Regions from separate parts of the Homo sapiens genome. Here region 1 is linked to region 2. Evidence: read pairs that join two places in POLR2A ChIA-PET (ENCODE). Cell type or tissue: Panc1. All regions are shown on one strand.

Region 1 (8,000 bases), 130 kb after region 2:
CCAAATAGCTGGAAGTTAGCCTCTGTAACCTTCATTACACAATAACACAATAGCTGTTTCTCTTTGCTAATAGCTAGAGCCACATCTGAATATCTGTTATCTCTTGGTATGTAATACCCTCTTATGTCTATGTACTTCTATATAAGATTTTTTCATAAATGGAAACTTTTTTTTAATTTGCAAAAAAAATCATTCAAACATAAATGCATGGCTTTATGCCTTTCTTTCTGCCTTGAATGTTCCCACCACCACTCTGTGCTTACTTGTAATTATCAAATCCATGCAATCTTAAGTCTCAGTTAGAAACTCATTCTATATATTGGCTGGAAGTGATTGTAATGATCCTCAGGTTTAGCAGAGGCTCTGAGAGGTTAAAGGATGATTCAATGTGCGCTGCTCTCTTGACATCTGATATCAAGCTAGCTGCTCCTTGTAAATTGATTTATATGTAGAATATGACTATAGATCCCTAAGGTTACAGGCAGCCTTGCTGTGATGGGCATGACTTGGGAGCCCTTGCCACCTCAACACACCCAGAGAGCTCTCCTCCCAGAAGTCCTGAAATCACATCTAGCGATAGCTTCATCTGCGGCAGCATGTCCAGCAAAGAGACTGTCACCGAAGGACCAGGAAGGGAGACAAGGTTGGGAAGGGGGAAGTTGAGGGTACACAAGCTACAGGGAAATCCACTACCTTCTGCAATGTTTTTACCCATTCATTTACTTATTCACTTAATAGTCATTTATTTGCTCAGTAGCTGCACTCTGCTAGATACTTGGGAGTCAACCTAGCTAGGATTTTTTCCCAAGTGGTCTATTTATTTTGTTGAGGGAGAGGCACATCAAACAAACACCAAGGTTGGTTATTTAACATCCAAGATAAGTGATTCAGTTGACTTTGGAGACTGACTTGGCCAGCTGCCGAGGCAGAGACAGTGCTGAGGGATTGACAGCTGAATGGAGACCTGAAGAGCTTCTGGGAGCCAGGTGAAAGGGATGGCAAGAGCTGCCCAGCCCCAGGCAAGAGGGAGTTTGGAAAGTTTCATGGAAACTGCACCAGGAGCATCCTCACCAAAATCACTCCCTTACCTCACAAACACATCCCAGGCATCTGAGTCTGCACTTCATTTGTGGAACTTTCCACCAGTCCTAAAAGCCATCTTGCGCACAATAAAATAATCTTGCAATTTTCCTGTAGTTGATTTGAAATATTTTTATGCTGCAAGGAGTTTAATAACAGGCACAATGCTTGAAATGTCACTTCTTATACTTGGAGAACTGGAGTGGAGTGGAGAATGGAGCCTTTTAGGGAAGTACGTGGGAAGAAGCTGTTTAAATCCAGTAATGAATTAGTGTTAAACTTCTAAGGCTCCAGGAACTTCTTGAGTATTTTGGTTTAAAGTAGTTGGCATATTTGAGGGTTTTTCTCCCAGGTCTACTGGAAGCTGTGAGCTGGGAATATAGTAAAACAGAGGTCCCAGCCTTTTTCCTGATGAGTTATTTGTGATTTACCTGAAGCTTTAGGCGCACTAACCCAAGATGAAGTAAAGGCGTTGTAATGCCAGGTGCCAACAGAAAGTCAGGTATTCTCATGCCAGCCACATGAGCACTCCACCCCGGGGCTTCTTTCTAAAACCCTTCTGTGCTTTGCAGGCAGGTCCAAGGAGGTTAGAGAAACCCCTGCAGTCCCCCTTCCATCCCATATGTGATGATTGGATTGGGGAGTCTTGGTTAGGAGCAAAGGATAATTACCGTGTCAGAGCACGACCAATGAATTGTAACAAGCTGAGGTAAAGTTTAATTTCCTCTTCCACCTACCGCAATGAAAAGCTGTTGAATGTCAAATATGGTTTGCACCTTTGAAGTGAAAATGTTTTCTGCCACATGTCATCCCGTTGAGCAAGTCTACACCTGTTCATCTGGTCATGGGTTAGCAGAAAGAATGAAAGAGAGAAACTCTGTGCCTTTGAGCGAAGACATTTTTCAGTACTTATTACTCTGTTTCACTTTCCAGCTTTCACCTTCTCTGCAGTTTTTCTTTCATCTTGACACTATAAGGAATGCATGAGCCTTCCCTATGGAACATTGTAGATCTTGTTTAAATGGTAAAAACATCTCCAGCTCAGCTGACCAGTTCATTAGAATAGCTATGTGCTACACAAGAAACATGAAATATTTTGTCAGGTAGGAATCTAAGGAATCCTGGTGACGTGGGCTTTCCCGTCAGTCGTTTGCTCTTTTCCCTTAACTTAAGCCTTGTGCTGCTTTAGTTATCCTGTAGAATAAATGGAAAAGTAAATGGTTTTATTTTATTTTGGAGACGGAGTCTTGTGACGCCCAGGCTGGAGTGCAGTGGTGCCATCTCAGCTCACTGCAACCTCTGCCTCCCAGGTTCAAGCAATTCTCCTGCCCCAGCCTCCTGAGTAGCTGAGACTACAGACGCGTGCCACCATGCCCAGCTGATTTTTGTATTTTTAGTAGAGACAGGGTTTCACCATATTGGCCAGGCTGGTCTCGAGCTCCTGACCTCAAGTGATCCACCTGCCTCTGCCCCCAAAGTGCTAGGATTATAGGCGTGAGCCACTGCGCCTGGCCCAAGTAAATGGTTTTAAATCACGGTGCTAGGTCTGAGGAAATTATTTACAAAGCTCTATCAAAAAACAAAACTGTGGAATCTTTTAAATTAAGTAACAGTCAAAAAGCCAATGTGAATTTTTTTCCTTGGTATGGCTGCTTTGCTTCATAGCTCAGAGACTGAACCAGAGCTAGAGGTTATGAACTAGACGAGGATTTCATACATTTTTTTCTCCAGCCACTTTTCTCCGTTAGTAAATAAACAAATGAATAAAATAAAAAGGTTGCAGGGTGAACCCAAAATTCTGTAATACTGTTAAAAAATCATGATTAAGTATTATTCATTTTATACACCTACCAATGGCAATGCACTTAAAATGCCATATCAGAACAGTTGTGCAACATCTCAATTTGATAGTTTTTCTAAGAAGCATAACCAAGCTTCCATAAATGTAGTGAAAGCTTTTTTCATATTAAAGACATGTTATCGGGAGATGGAATGTTTCCTTCTTCCTACATAACTGAACAGTGATTAAATATTGACTAAGAGCCAGGAGTTGACAGCCATTGGCCTCACCCTGGTAAATGCTGATATATGATGCTGAATGTAAATACAGAGCCATCCTCTCAGGGCCATAGTTTTGTTGGTTTTTTTTTTTTTTTTCTGTTGGGAGATGGGGAGCCAGCAAGTTGTAGCTTATGCTTGAGGTGTCAGATTCAAGTGTTGCAATAGAAGTGTGTAATTTGAAACAAGTAATTCTTTAAAAAGCCACCCAACTGTCAAAAGAAAAATATATTTTTCTAATCAATCTGAATAATAAACAGAATGCTAGTTAGAAGTTTTAGCAAAACATCCAGGGTACCCACTGAATGCTGCTGTTTGTAGAAACAAAAGAGCTATCCATCACTGGGGCAGCTTATACTTTCATAGACAACGATTGTTTGGTTTATATGAAACAAACTGGTCGAAACATCAGATTTATTTTGGGGACATGAATATATGTTTGGGAAATTTTAAAACATCTTATTTTTGTTGTATGTGTATTTTCTTTTTTGTTGTTTTAAACATCTATTTAAAATATGCAGTTGATATTTTCCCTCCCTCTATGGGGAAAATCAAAGATAATAATTTTTATTACATTTCTTTCTGTTAATAAGGTTCATTATAAGATCTTATTATTTTTATCCCAAGATTTTTAAACCCTGCAGGAAATACCTGGAAGACTTACTCAACAGCTGTTTGTAGTGCCATGAAGCAAAATCTGTTAATTCTTTATTGGTTAGAATGATTTAAACATAGGTCTCCTTTTCAGCAAATATAGCAATCTAAAAAGTCTGCTTTTTTTTCCAGCAAGTTTTAATAGACATTTCCTAACCTCTAAATCATCTATGATACCCTTATTGTGATGGTCATCTGGACATCAACATTGCTATCTTCAAAGTATAATGAAATTAAAAGATACTTTTAAAGATTATTATAGTTCTCAAATTATTCAAATTGAGCCAAAATGGATTCATATGGATTTGAGTTGTTATTAATTCCTATTAGAGGTATTGGCATATGTCTGTTCAAAAACATTAATGCTTCTTAAATATCAATGACTATTCTTCCTTGAAATGTACTGAGAAATGGATTTCGTGCTGCTGAAACTGAAATGAGAAGGAATGGTCATAAATCATAGTTTAGTTTCGCACCTTTAGTCAGATAAGCAGTGAAGTGACTCTGAGTCAAAGCGTGTGTGTGTGTGTGTGTGTGTGTGTGTGTCTGCGCGTGTGCACTGTGTGTGTGTGTGTGTGTGTTTTGTGGTGTGATTGTGGTCTGTGTGTAGTGGAGGGATGGTTAATAGAAATGAAGCATCACAGCTGGACCAGCCACAGCACGTAGAATCCTTCCCTGGGGCCTCAGTTTACAAGACAAATAATTTAGAGTAACCCCTTCCCCCTTTAAAAAGCCGAATATTTTTGTAAAAATTAAAGTGAGCACTGAAGACAGTTTTGAAGACAAAGAAGAACTCACAGTAAGCGAGTCTGAGTAGGTGCGTGACTGGCCAGCTTTGGTATTGACTGGCAAGGAGAAGACTTGTTGAGGGTTGACTTTGGGTCTGATTAGATACCAGGGATTTGACCTATGTAATCTTATTTTTGTCCTCTCAACAAACTTTGTACCCCTTTTTAGTAAAAAGATGAGAACATTAAAACCTAGGAAGATTTAGTAACTTCCACATAGCTGGTAAGTGGTTGAGTTAGAATTCCAACTCCCAGGTGACTTAATTTAAAATTGACTTCAAAGTAGCTCCCATATGGACTGAATATAGGATACGAGCCTCTGCCTAGCCTTCAGTCCTTTTTGTTTGGTTTAGGTGTTGGTTGTCTTTGTAAACACTGGAAGCTGCTGAGTCATCTCCCTCGGCTTTTTCCATCACACTTTACCCCACATACATTCATACACACTTGGCTCAAGCTTTTCGGTTCTTTCTCTGGACACTAGATGACTGTCAGCCTTACCTGGGCCCTGCCCCAGAGGCTGCCCCAGCATCTGGTAGGAGCTTAGTGAGCGGAATGGATTCCTAGTGAAATAATGAATGTCTTTCCTTGTATTCTGTGTTTGAAACCTCCAGGATAGCAATTCCATCTGCTATATGAAATAAGAAAAAGTAAATATTCTTTGGTTAACCTTTGTCATTCGCCTACTTAAACCTCAATCACATTTCTTTGAAATCATGCCAGATTTGTGGAGAGCAAATTGCCAGGTAAATGGAGGGCAAATTCACCAAACTAATTCTTAGTTTTTTCCTTCTCTAAGGGAAGGAACACTTTGCAGCTTAACAGCATTTTCAAAGTTTCAAACAGGACTGGCTACTGAGTTGAAGAAGCATTAGTTGGCCCTTAAGTCCTCCCCTCTGGCCACTGTTGTCCACTTCACACATTTGGACCAACTTCCCTCATCTGAGCCTGAATCCTATTAGCCAGCACTGAAAATCTGGCATGGTTTCAAAGAAATGTGATTGAGGTTTATGTAGGGGAATGATGAAGGTTAACCAAGGAATGTTTACTTTTTCTGATTTCATATAGCAGATGGAATTGCTATCCTAGAGGTTTCAAAATAATCTTATCGAGATGACTTTTGACCCGTCTTCAATAGCATTACAACAATCCCCGCAGCCTGGAGACTAAGCTCTGCTGCTGTTTTGAGTGAGCTGGCCCCACAGAGGGTGTGACGTGGGAGTAGAGATGAGTGTCGGCCTCAAAGTCTGCTCCCATCTCTCAGGAAAGCACCTTCTTTAGATTAAGGTATTGGGGCTGACACTAAAATAGATGATATTTGAGGCTAAGTTTTCAATTTCACTCTTTCCAGAAAAACAAAGTACTGATAGGGATCTACTCTAAAAGCTGGTTTTAAATACAAGGCGTTACAGAAGTGCCAAATGCAGTCACTGCACTTAAAATCATGGCCTGTGGATAGAAACAAAGCTGAAGAGTGGCCTGCCGAGTGTAGAGCGTTCTTTCACTTGTAAGAAATTAAATACAGAGACACTCAACACAATTCCTGGATGTGATTTCCTGTTGGTTCATCTACACACTCTAGAAGATTCCTGAGGAGAGGTTTATTGCCCAAAGGAATTCAGTGGAGGTATTTTCAGGTTTGGCTGATTTCCAAGAGCCCCCTCTCAGGGCCAAATTATCCAATTCCCTTTCTTGGTGAGTTCACCACACTTCATTCATTCACCAAAAATATGCATGGAGAGCCTAACTACTACATACTAGGCACTGAGCATACAGTGCTAAAAATAAAAAAAGATAAAATCCTAGTCCTAATGTAGGATACATGCATTAAACATATGAACATATGAACCCTGTATTTGTCAGGGTTCTTCAGAGAAACATAACCAATAGGGTATAATATATATATAATTCACCTTACATATATATAAAATTGAGCATCTGTAATTAAAAAATCTGAAATCTAAAATGCTCCAAAATTCTAAACTTTTTGAGGGCTGACATGATGCTTATAGGAAATGCTGTGGAATATTTCAGATTTTCAGATTAGGGATGCCTCACCAGTAAGCATAATGCAAATATTCCAAAATCCAACAAAATCCAACATTTGAGACACTTCTAGTCCCAAGCATTTCAGATAAGAGATACTCAACCTGTATATGTGTATGTATACAGGTTGTGTGTGTGTATCTATATATACAGAGAGAGAGAGAGAGATTGATTTTAAAGAACTGGTTCATGCAGTTTCGAGGGCTGGCAAGTCCAGGCCAGCAGGCTGGAAATTCCTTCAAAAGTTAATGTTGCAATCTTGAGTCTAAAGGCTGTCTGGAGGCAGAATTTCGTCCTTTTCAGGGGACCTCTCTTTTCTCTTAATGTCATCAACTGATTGGATGAGACCGGCCCACTTTATGGAGAGTAATCTGTTTTACTTAGAATTGACTGATTTAAATGTTAATCACATCGAAAGCACACCTTCACAGCAACATCTCACCTGGCATTGACAAACAACTGTGCACCATGGCCTAGCCAAGTTGACACAAAATTAACCATAATCCCCCACCTCCAAATAACTGTCATTTCAATTTAGTGGCTCTCAAACTTGAGCAGGAATCAGAATCCCCTGGAACACTTGTTTGAAACACAATTGCTGGGCTCCACACTCCTGATTCAGGAGGTCTAGGGTTGGGCCCCAAAATTTGTATTTCAAACAAGTCCCGGGTAACGCTGATTCTGCTGGTCCAGGGATCATACTTTGAGAATGATAAGATTACATAATTCAGGGTCTGACCCTTAGCCTCGTGGCCCAGAAACTGATTTTGTTATCATAAGAAAGATAATTTTATTTATCAGGGATGTACCCAGTAAACCATGATTCCAAACCTGATGTGTAAAATAGCAATGCCAATTTATTGATTTATGATAAGCACTAAAACTACGGTGGTGAGCAGAACAATCCTGTCAGCCTGGGAGGGGCAGTCCATCCTGTGGGCAGCTCCACTGAAAGGTGAGCAGTCAGTAATTGGAAGGAACTGGGGATCCCAGCCAATGATCCAAAACAGGTGATTTAATTGCTGCAACCGCTCCCACCGCCAGAAGGGTCATATTCTCAGTTCCTGCCCAAGGCCCCCCTCTACCTGGACTTTATACTTGGATTAAGACAGGGGCAACTTTGGAGGAATGGATGTTTTCAGTTGAAAGCTTTGGTATTTACTGGGCTGAAAGAGTGCTCCTCTCTGCTCCTCAGACTCTACTCAGCAGCTGGGCTCAAAGTTCATAGAAATTGGAAATGCTTTTAGTGAATCATTAAAATGTTACCTTTTACAGAAACTTTTTATTGGATATAACTTATACTGTTTTTATGAAAGAGGAACTTGAGCAGCATTAGAATGTGTTAATGTATGTCCTTCATATGCTCGGTTTCCTTTC
Region 2 (8,000 bases):
AAGAAATGAACACTGTTGGCAGGGAAAAACAAATGCTCTATATTTGAAATAATGAAAAAAGGGAAAATTCCAAACTGCTATTTATAATGTCACCATCAAATTAATTTACTTGTGCTAATTATTTTGACTGGCCTACACATTTTTTAGAAATAGCACAGAATATCAAAAACTACAAAATAAAATTGTTGTAGAAGTTACGTATTCACAAAATTTATTTTATTTAAAATACTAGGTAGTGAGAAAAGATGTAGAGTGGGTATAGAGAAGTCACCTGATACACCTGTGGTACAGCTATAAACTTCCACAATATTTGGGGAAGATTAATTGGCAGTATTAGGAGCTTAAATGTATATATCCTTTGAACACTCCCCCCATGAAGTCCAATTCTGAGAAAAATAAAAGTGCAAAGTGCTAGTGCATAGGAATTTATGTACAAAGCTGTTTATTGCATTGTTGTTTATAACAGCAAAAAAGTGGAACCTGTCTACATGTTCATGACAAGAGAGTAGTGGGACAAAGTATGATACATTCAGGTGACTGAAAGTCATGCAGCCATTTGCAAGAGTATCTTCAATCTATCTTTATTGCACTGGAACGAGGTCAATGATATTTTGTTAGGTATGTGAAAAATTTATGGGAAACATGTGGTACTGTCTTCCTTACATAAACCAACCAGAAAAGCTGAGTGTGAGTGACAGCATAGCTTAGTAATCAGAACTACCATTTGAATGTTGTGTCTGCTACACACTGGCAGTGTGACCTTAGGCAAATCATGTTACCTCTCTGTGACTCATCTTTCTAATCTATACAGTAAGATGAATACCTGTACCGTCTCATAGGATCATATGAATAGTATACTATATGTAAAGTCCTTAAAAAACCTGACATATCCTAAGCATTACATAAGTGTTATTTGCTATCATTTTATTATTACTTATGTTTATACAAGCAAAAGGGAAAATATACAATTCATTACCTAAATATCTAGCATCAGTTATTTGAAATGAGTAGAATTAGAGGAGGAAGCAAAACTTATGAATTTAGTATAGATACTTTGCTTTTGCTTGAACTCTTGCAACAAATGTGTGTTACTTTTGCAATTCAGATGACTGAAACTTAAGAGAAACAGCAAGGAAGTTTTTTTTAGTAAAGTTTATCAGGTAAATTTAGAAGTGTCCCCATGCACTTGAATCTCCCATAGATGAGCAGTGTGGACAGCAAAGCTCCTGGAAGCCTTTTTATGACAAAGACTGTGTCTATCCTTCTCCCATTTGTAAAAGCACAACATCTTAAGCAGTTTTACTACCATTATTACTAACAATATAGTTGTTTGGTTATTGCCTCAATCACATTAAAATGCATTTTTGTTTCTATAAGTGCACCAAAGGTTTGGTAATTTCCATTAGCACCTCTGTAGAGAGCAGTTGCAAGATAAAAGGCAAATTGTATAATTATGAAAGCATTACACCCAACTTTTCTTATCATTTCTATTACTTTTTAGTAAGCAAACTTTTTTTACTGAAAAGTCTAGCATCAAGTAAGTTTGGAAGCCTAAAGCATTTTATTGTTGAACTACTCAAAATATTACCATAAGTATAGCAAAATTATACATTGCAATTTAACTTTAAAAGAATAGGTCCACTTTGGGAGGCTGAGGTAGGCGGATCACCAAGTCAGGAGATCGAGACCATTCTGGATAACACGGTGAAACCGCATCTTTATTAAAAATACCAAAAATTAGCCGGGCATGGTGGCACGTGCCTGTAGTCCCTGCTATTGGGGAGGCTGAGGCGGGAGAATCATTTGAACCCAGGAGGTGGAGGTTGCAGTGAGCCCAGATTGTGCCACTGCACTCTAGCCTGATGGAGTGATTGACAGAGTGAGACTCCATCTCAAAAAAAAAAAAATTGCTACCATGTGCTTTTGCTATATTTGGCTCATGTTTATGGTCTATAAGCAGTTTATTCATTATTCAGGCTACCAACTTCATTAGGATTTGTTAGAACACCTTCAATATTTCTTTTTCAACATTATTGGAGGAAAAATTATATTTTTTATCTTTAGTAAGGCATTTTTTGCTACACTTATTATTTCTTGGTAAGGTAGTGATTGGTGGTTTTTTAACATATTTAATGTAGTGTTAGACACCGTTAAGAAGTACATAAAGTAGAAGGGAATAAAACCAACAGTCACTACAAATTTTCAGGTTTTGAAAAATTATCTTTACCTAAGCCAATAGGGGACCCAGACCTGCCCTGTGTTTTCCTTGGGTACCTACTCTGCCAGGTGGTAAGCTGGGGTGGTCCCTGGCCCAGTGGAGCTCATGTCCTAATGGGAGACAAACAAGGAAGCGGATATGTAAACAAGACAATTACAGCCAATAAGTGCCATGAAGGACATACTAAGAGTGATTATAAAGGAAAGTGACCTCACAGATAAGATGGGTGGGGAGGGGTGTGCAATGACGACTGTTGAAATGACATCTGAGCTGAAACCAGAAGGGCAGGAGTGAAAAAAGCCACATAAGAGGGTGAGGCATTGGAGGCACAATGAGAAAAACAAGGATGAGGTGATCTTTAAAATTGACCATTTAGGACTAGTTTGTAATGATAAATTATTCTCACTTCTTTAAAAATGATCTATTTCTTCAGCAACATGGATAAAACTGGAGATCACTGTGTTAAATAAAATAAGCCAAGCACAAAAAGACAAAAATTGTGTGTTCTCAGTCATCTCTGGGAGCTAAAAAAGTGGATCTTATAAAATTTGAGAGTAGATTGGTGGTCGACAGAGGCCAGGGCAGGTATGGCGAAGGAGGGGATGAAGAGTTTGATCAAGGGTACAAATATACAGTTTGAGAGGAAATAAGATCTACTGTTTGGATGCTGGCAAGGCTGTGGAGAAATAGGAACACTTTTACACTGTTGGTGGGAGTATAAATTAGTTTAACCATTGTGGAAGACAGTGTGGTGATTCCTCAAGGATCTAGAACCAGAAATACCATTTGACCCAGGAATCCCATTACTGGGAATATACACAAAGGATTATAAATCATTCTACTATAAAGACCCATATACACCTATGTTTATTGCAGCACTATTTACAATAGCAAAGACTTGGAACCAACCCAAATGCTTATCAATGATATACTAAATAAAGAAAATGTGGCACATATATACCATGGAATACTATACAGCCATAAAAATAATGAGTTCATGTCCTTTGCAGAGACATGGATGAAGCTGGAAGCCATCATTCTCAGCATACTAACACAGGAACAGAAAACCAAATACCTCATGTTCTCACTTATAAGTGGGAGTTGAACAATGAGAACACATGGACCCAGGGAGGGGAACATCACATACAGGGGCCTGTTGGGGGGTGGGGGGTAAGGGAAGGGAGAGCATTAGGACAAATACCTAATGCATGAAGGGCTTAAAACCTAGATGACAGGTTGATAGGTGCGGCAAACCACCATGGCACATGTATACCTATGTAACAAACCTGCACATTCTGCACATGTATCCCGGAACTTAAAGTAAAAAAAAAAAAAAAAAAGATTTGATAGATCAGTAGGTGAATCTAGTTTACATTCATCTACTGTATATTTCAAAAGAGGTAGAAGAGAATAAATTGAAGGTTTCTAGCATAAATACAAATATTTAAGGTGATGGATATCCCAATTACACCCATCTCATCTTTACAAATTATATGACTGTATTAAATTATCTCATGTACCCCCTAAAAATGATCAGTTTAAGAGTCTAGTCTCAGATTTTGCTATCTAAAATATACTATCATACATTCTGGGGTAAATTGCCTTTAATACTTGATGTCCTGCTTTTTATCTTTTTAAATACAGATTTTTTTCTTTTAATTGCTTACTTACAAATAATTAGGAAGATATTCACATGCAAATCGCATAAAGATGTCAGAGAAACTCCCTAGTCCAGCTTCCTCCAAGAGTATCTTCCTCCAAGATACTCTTCTGAGTTGTAGAATTTTAACATTAATAAAAAATGAACCACTTTTTACTCTGGCACCATGCTCTTTCCCCCTTGCAACCTCACTCATTCTCTCTCCTATTCATCACTAGTTCATTTTTCCCAACTCTCTATCAGATTTGGCACTCACTTTTTATTTACCGTTTGACTCTGCAGACCCATTTAATTTGCTGAGTCACCTTGGACTTCAGTTTCTGCACCTATAAAATTATGTGGCTGGCCTAGATTATCTATAAAGTCTTTTTCAAGTCTAACATTTTTCTGGTCTACAATTCACTATCTACAAACCCCCCACTTATATATATTATCAGTCATCTCTCCACCTCCTTACTCCCTGAGTGTGTTGGCCTGCATATGTCTGGTGCCTATAATTTGAGGATATGAGTCTGTGTGAAGAAGGTGATGAAAGCAGGTGGAAGGAGGGTGTTGAGTGTATGTGAGCTCCACAGAGGTGGCAGGACAGCAGGGAGTCAGTAGGGGCCCATGGGGAATTGGGGTCAGCATGGATGGAGCTACGGGACACTTCAATTTCAATTACTACCTCCTTGAAAAATGAAGCTACTTTACAACATGATCTATGACTTTAAGTAAAAAAAAAAAAAAAAAAAAAAATCCTCACAAACCATGCGAAGACAATCTGTACACATTCAAAGTGACATACTGATTTGTCACCAGCTGGTTGACAGTAAGCAGTGCTGACCAGAAGTGATAGGACTGGCTACCCTGAGGCCCTTCATGTCACCTTAGTGTCTGCTGCCCACGAACTGCCTCCCTTCATAAAGCAGGAAGGCTGTGCTGCCAGTCACTTACTGTCCCTATTGAGCACAGTACAGTATAGTCATTAAGAAGATGAGTTCTGGGTTCAACTCCCAGCTCTACCATTTATTTGTTGTATGACCTTAACTAAGTCACTTGAATTCTCTAAACTTACTTCATAGGTTTTATGAAAATTGAATATAAAATATCTGGCATATAGCAAGTGTTTAATATGCTACCAGTTACTACTGTTGTATAGTTGATAAGACTTTGGTGTTAATTAACTTGCATTTGCATCTGTAAGTATGAAATGAAAGCCTGTGAACAATTTTCAGATGTCAACAAGTAGGTGGAAAGACATTTTGGGGCAGAAGATTCTGAAGCATGCGACAATGGTAGCAGTAGTAGTAGTGATGATGATGATGATGATGGTGATGATGATGATGATGATAGCTACCACTTATTAAGAACTAACAAGGGGCCAGGCACTATGAGGCTGGCTGGAATGCTTAGCTCTCTCGGGTAGGACAACACTTAAGTCCCTGGTCCTTCTCAGTGCTGGGTGATGAATCAGAAGCTGGAGATAGGAATGTTACCAAGAGAGAAGGGGACATAGAACCAATGAGAAAGAAACAGCAGGCCGAGCGTGGTGGCTCACACCTGTAATCCCAGCACTTTGGGAGGCTGAAGCGGGAGAATCATGAGGTCAGGTGTTTGAGACAAGCCTAGCCATCATGGTGAAACCACATCTCTACTAAATATACAAAAAATTAGCTAGGCATAGTGGAAGGTGCCTGTAATCCCAGCTACTCAGGAGGCTGAGGCAGGAGAATCCCTTGAACCCAGGAGGCGGAGGTTGCAGTGAGCTGGGATTGTGCCACTGCACTCCAGCCTGGGTGGCAGAGTGAGACTCCGTCTCAGAAGAAAAAAAATAAAAGTAAAGAAACTGCAAAGCATTAGAGTGGGTGCTTTGACAGTTAATGGACTAGTTCTTCAAGGATGAATGAGAGTTTTCCAGAAGGAAAGATGGGGTAACAGTATTTCCAGCAAAGAGAACAGCAGTCCCAAGGCAAAAAGCTGTGGATGGCCTGGCTGTTCAGGGAAGAACAGATGTTTCATTGTGTGGCATAGACTTCAGAGACCTGAGGACAGATCTGGTAAGAAGAATCTTCTATGGTAAGCAAATTGGAAGGGGATGGAATTTACATTAAATGAGTACCTACGATCTGTCAGGTGCTCTGGGTACTTCATATACATGAACTCAGTAATCCCCAAACATCCTATGAGTAGGAATCATTCTCTCTCTCTTACAGATAGGGAATCCAAGTTCAATAAAGGTTGACATTTCCAGAATCTCACAGTTACTTAGTGCAGAACTGGTGTTACACCCTTTGGTGTTCCTGACTCCTAAGCCCATGTTCTTCTTGCTGCCCCCACAACCTCCTCTTGTACCTTAGAGAGTTCTCGAAGAAAGGCGAGCCCACTTGGCTTCTCCTGTTAGTCAGTTGCCAGGTGGCAACTGACTAATCTATTGATAATAATGTTAGTAATGTTAGACATCCTATACAACGGCATGGTGTTCTGTAGATTACAAATCATTTTTGGTGTGTGGCTTTGGGCAAGTTATTCATCTACTCTGTGCCTCGGTTTTCTCATCTGAATTACGTGGTACCCACCTTATATGGTTTCCATGAGAAAAAATTAAGTCATAGGAATAAAGTGCTTAGAAAGCCCCCGAACATAGTTCTGTAAATGTTGGTTCCAGAGTTGCCACTAGTTTCAGCAGCTCATTCAGGTTTTATATATAAGGTACTTTCTCCATTTTACAGGTGAAAAAACAGGCTCAGAGAAGTTTGTAAACTGCCCAGACACACTGCTTCAGAGTGACAAGGGAAGGATTCCAAGCCAGGTCTTCTGACTCCCCTCCACCCATCCTCTTCTGTTGTAATAGTGTATGTCCACCTGTTCACCTACCTCCCTCAAGTGACATCCAGGGGCATTTGAGGTCACATACCTGTGTTCAGAGTGTGCAATGAGCAGGGGTCCCTCCTCATGCATACTGCCAATCTCGAATGCACACACCAAATAAATGGCTAGAAGCATAATGGTTTCCCCTGTACTACCACATGTGCTACTCTAAGTCTACATGTACTAAAATAGCCAGAAGCATTATATTATTTTGTTTAAAATAAGCTTCCAGGAGAGATGAAATCATCAAGAATTAATGTAAGTGACCATCTTCCAACAGAGATGGTGCTAACAAATGATGTGAGACACAGATCAGTGACCTCTTCAATTACCCCAGCTCCACCTGAAAAGTCCAAGTCAGCTGCCAAAGCACATTTATGGCTCTCTCTGGACTTGTGCAGTCACTGTTGTGTTCATTTACTTTAGCCTTTATATAATTAGCCCACAGATAGTATTAGATGGTGATAATGTACACGTGCATCACACTCCGTTTACAGGCTTGTAGTGAAGGCTGTTAGTCACACTCCATGTGACTACAACCAAATCTGTCACACAGTCTAAACTGACCAATAAATCCATGTCAAGTGGAGAGAATAATTTAAGTGATAATAAAAGGCAACCGGTTTAGATTTTGATCTTATTGGCATAAGTTTCCTGCTGCCTAAATGTCATTTAACTCTTGAGGGAACAGCGATGAGGGCCCTGAACCTTCCAGGCGTAAGTTTAACAGTGGGGATTAAAAGAGATGTTAGCCTCCTGAAGATAAACTAATTGTTAGATCCAATTTTAAATTAATAAGTGCCATCAATGGCGGAGAAGCAACTGATAGGATTTGAGGGGTCCTTGGAGGTGCATTCTGTGGACGCAGTTGCTATGGTGATGGGTTTGTTCTCCAGGAGACAGAAGCTGGAACACAGGATGCTTGGAAGTAGGATGTCATTGTCCACATGAAGCACACCCTGACTTATAGCTATGAAGCTTCCAGGGTCCCACCAAAGGCGTTTTTGCTTCCAGCACTGCCTTGGCAGATGCAGCAGCCTGTGGGCTAATGCCATTGATGTCCGGCAAATGTTCCAGGAGTGGTGCCTAGCCCAGCTTCTCCCTCTGTTAGGTACTAGAAAGAGCAGAAAATTGCCTGTGCATATGGAGAGGAAGAATGGGTGAACAGGAGCCCTGACATTGTGATGAGACGTGTGAATTCATTTCATAAAATTCATTCTGAACACTGATCAGAACACACATCAGAAGAACTGATGTTCTTCCCAATTCAAA

Evidence for each region. Peaks named below come from ENCODE experiments on the same cell type or tissue, not always from the same donor. Only the 100,000 strongest peaks of a DNase experiment are listed, where the experiment ranks them.
Region 1: POLR2A ChIA-PET joins it to region 2 with 14 read pairs; 2 of 35 experiments call an interaction of 5 or more read pairs at or near these places.

Annotation. Positions count from the first base shown.
Region 1 is chr3:159,782,359-159,790,358 of GRCh38, forward strand. The region is part of intron 4 of IQCJ-SCHIP1 (IQCJ-SCHIP1 readthrough); the gene reads left to right. All of the region lies in intron 2 of SCHIP1 (schwannomin interacting protein 1), which reads left to right. Among named protein-coding and RNA genes, the nearest start is that of IQCJ-SCHIP1-AS1, 18 kb to the left of the region's middle. In Panc1, no CTCF peak of the experiment used is centred here; DNase peaks (open chromatin) are centred at 4,993 and 5,788; H3K4me3 peaks cover 887 bases; H3K27ac peaks cover 2,963 bases.
Region 2 is chr3:159,650,210-159,658,209 of GRCh38, forward strand. All of the region lies in intron 4 of IQCJ-SCHIP1 (IQCJ-SCHIP1 readthrough), which reads left to right. The region is part of intron 1 of SCHIP1 (schwannomin interacting protein 1); the gene reads left to right. Among named protein-coding and RNA genes, the nearest start is that of IQCJ-SCHIP1-AS1, 110 kb to the right of the region's middle. In Panc1, no CTCF peak of the experiment used is centred here; no DNase peak of the experiment used is centred here; H3K27ac peaks cover 5,260 bases.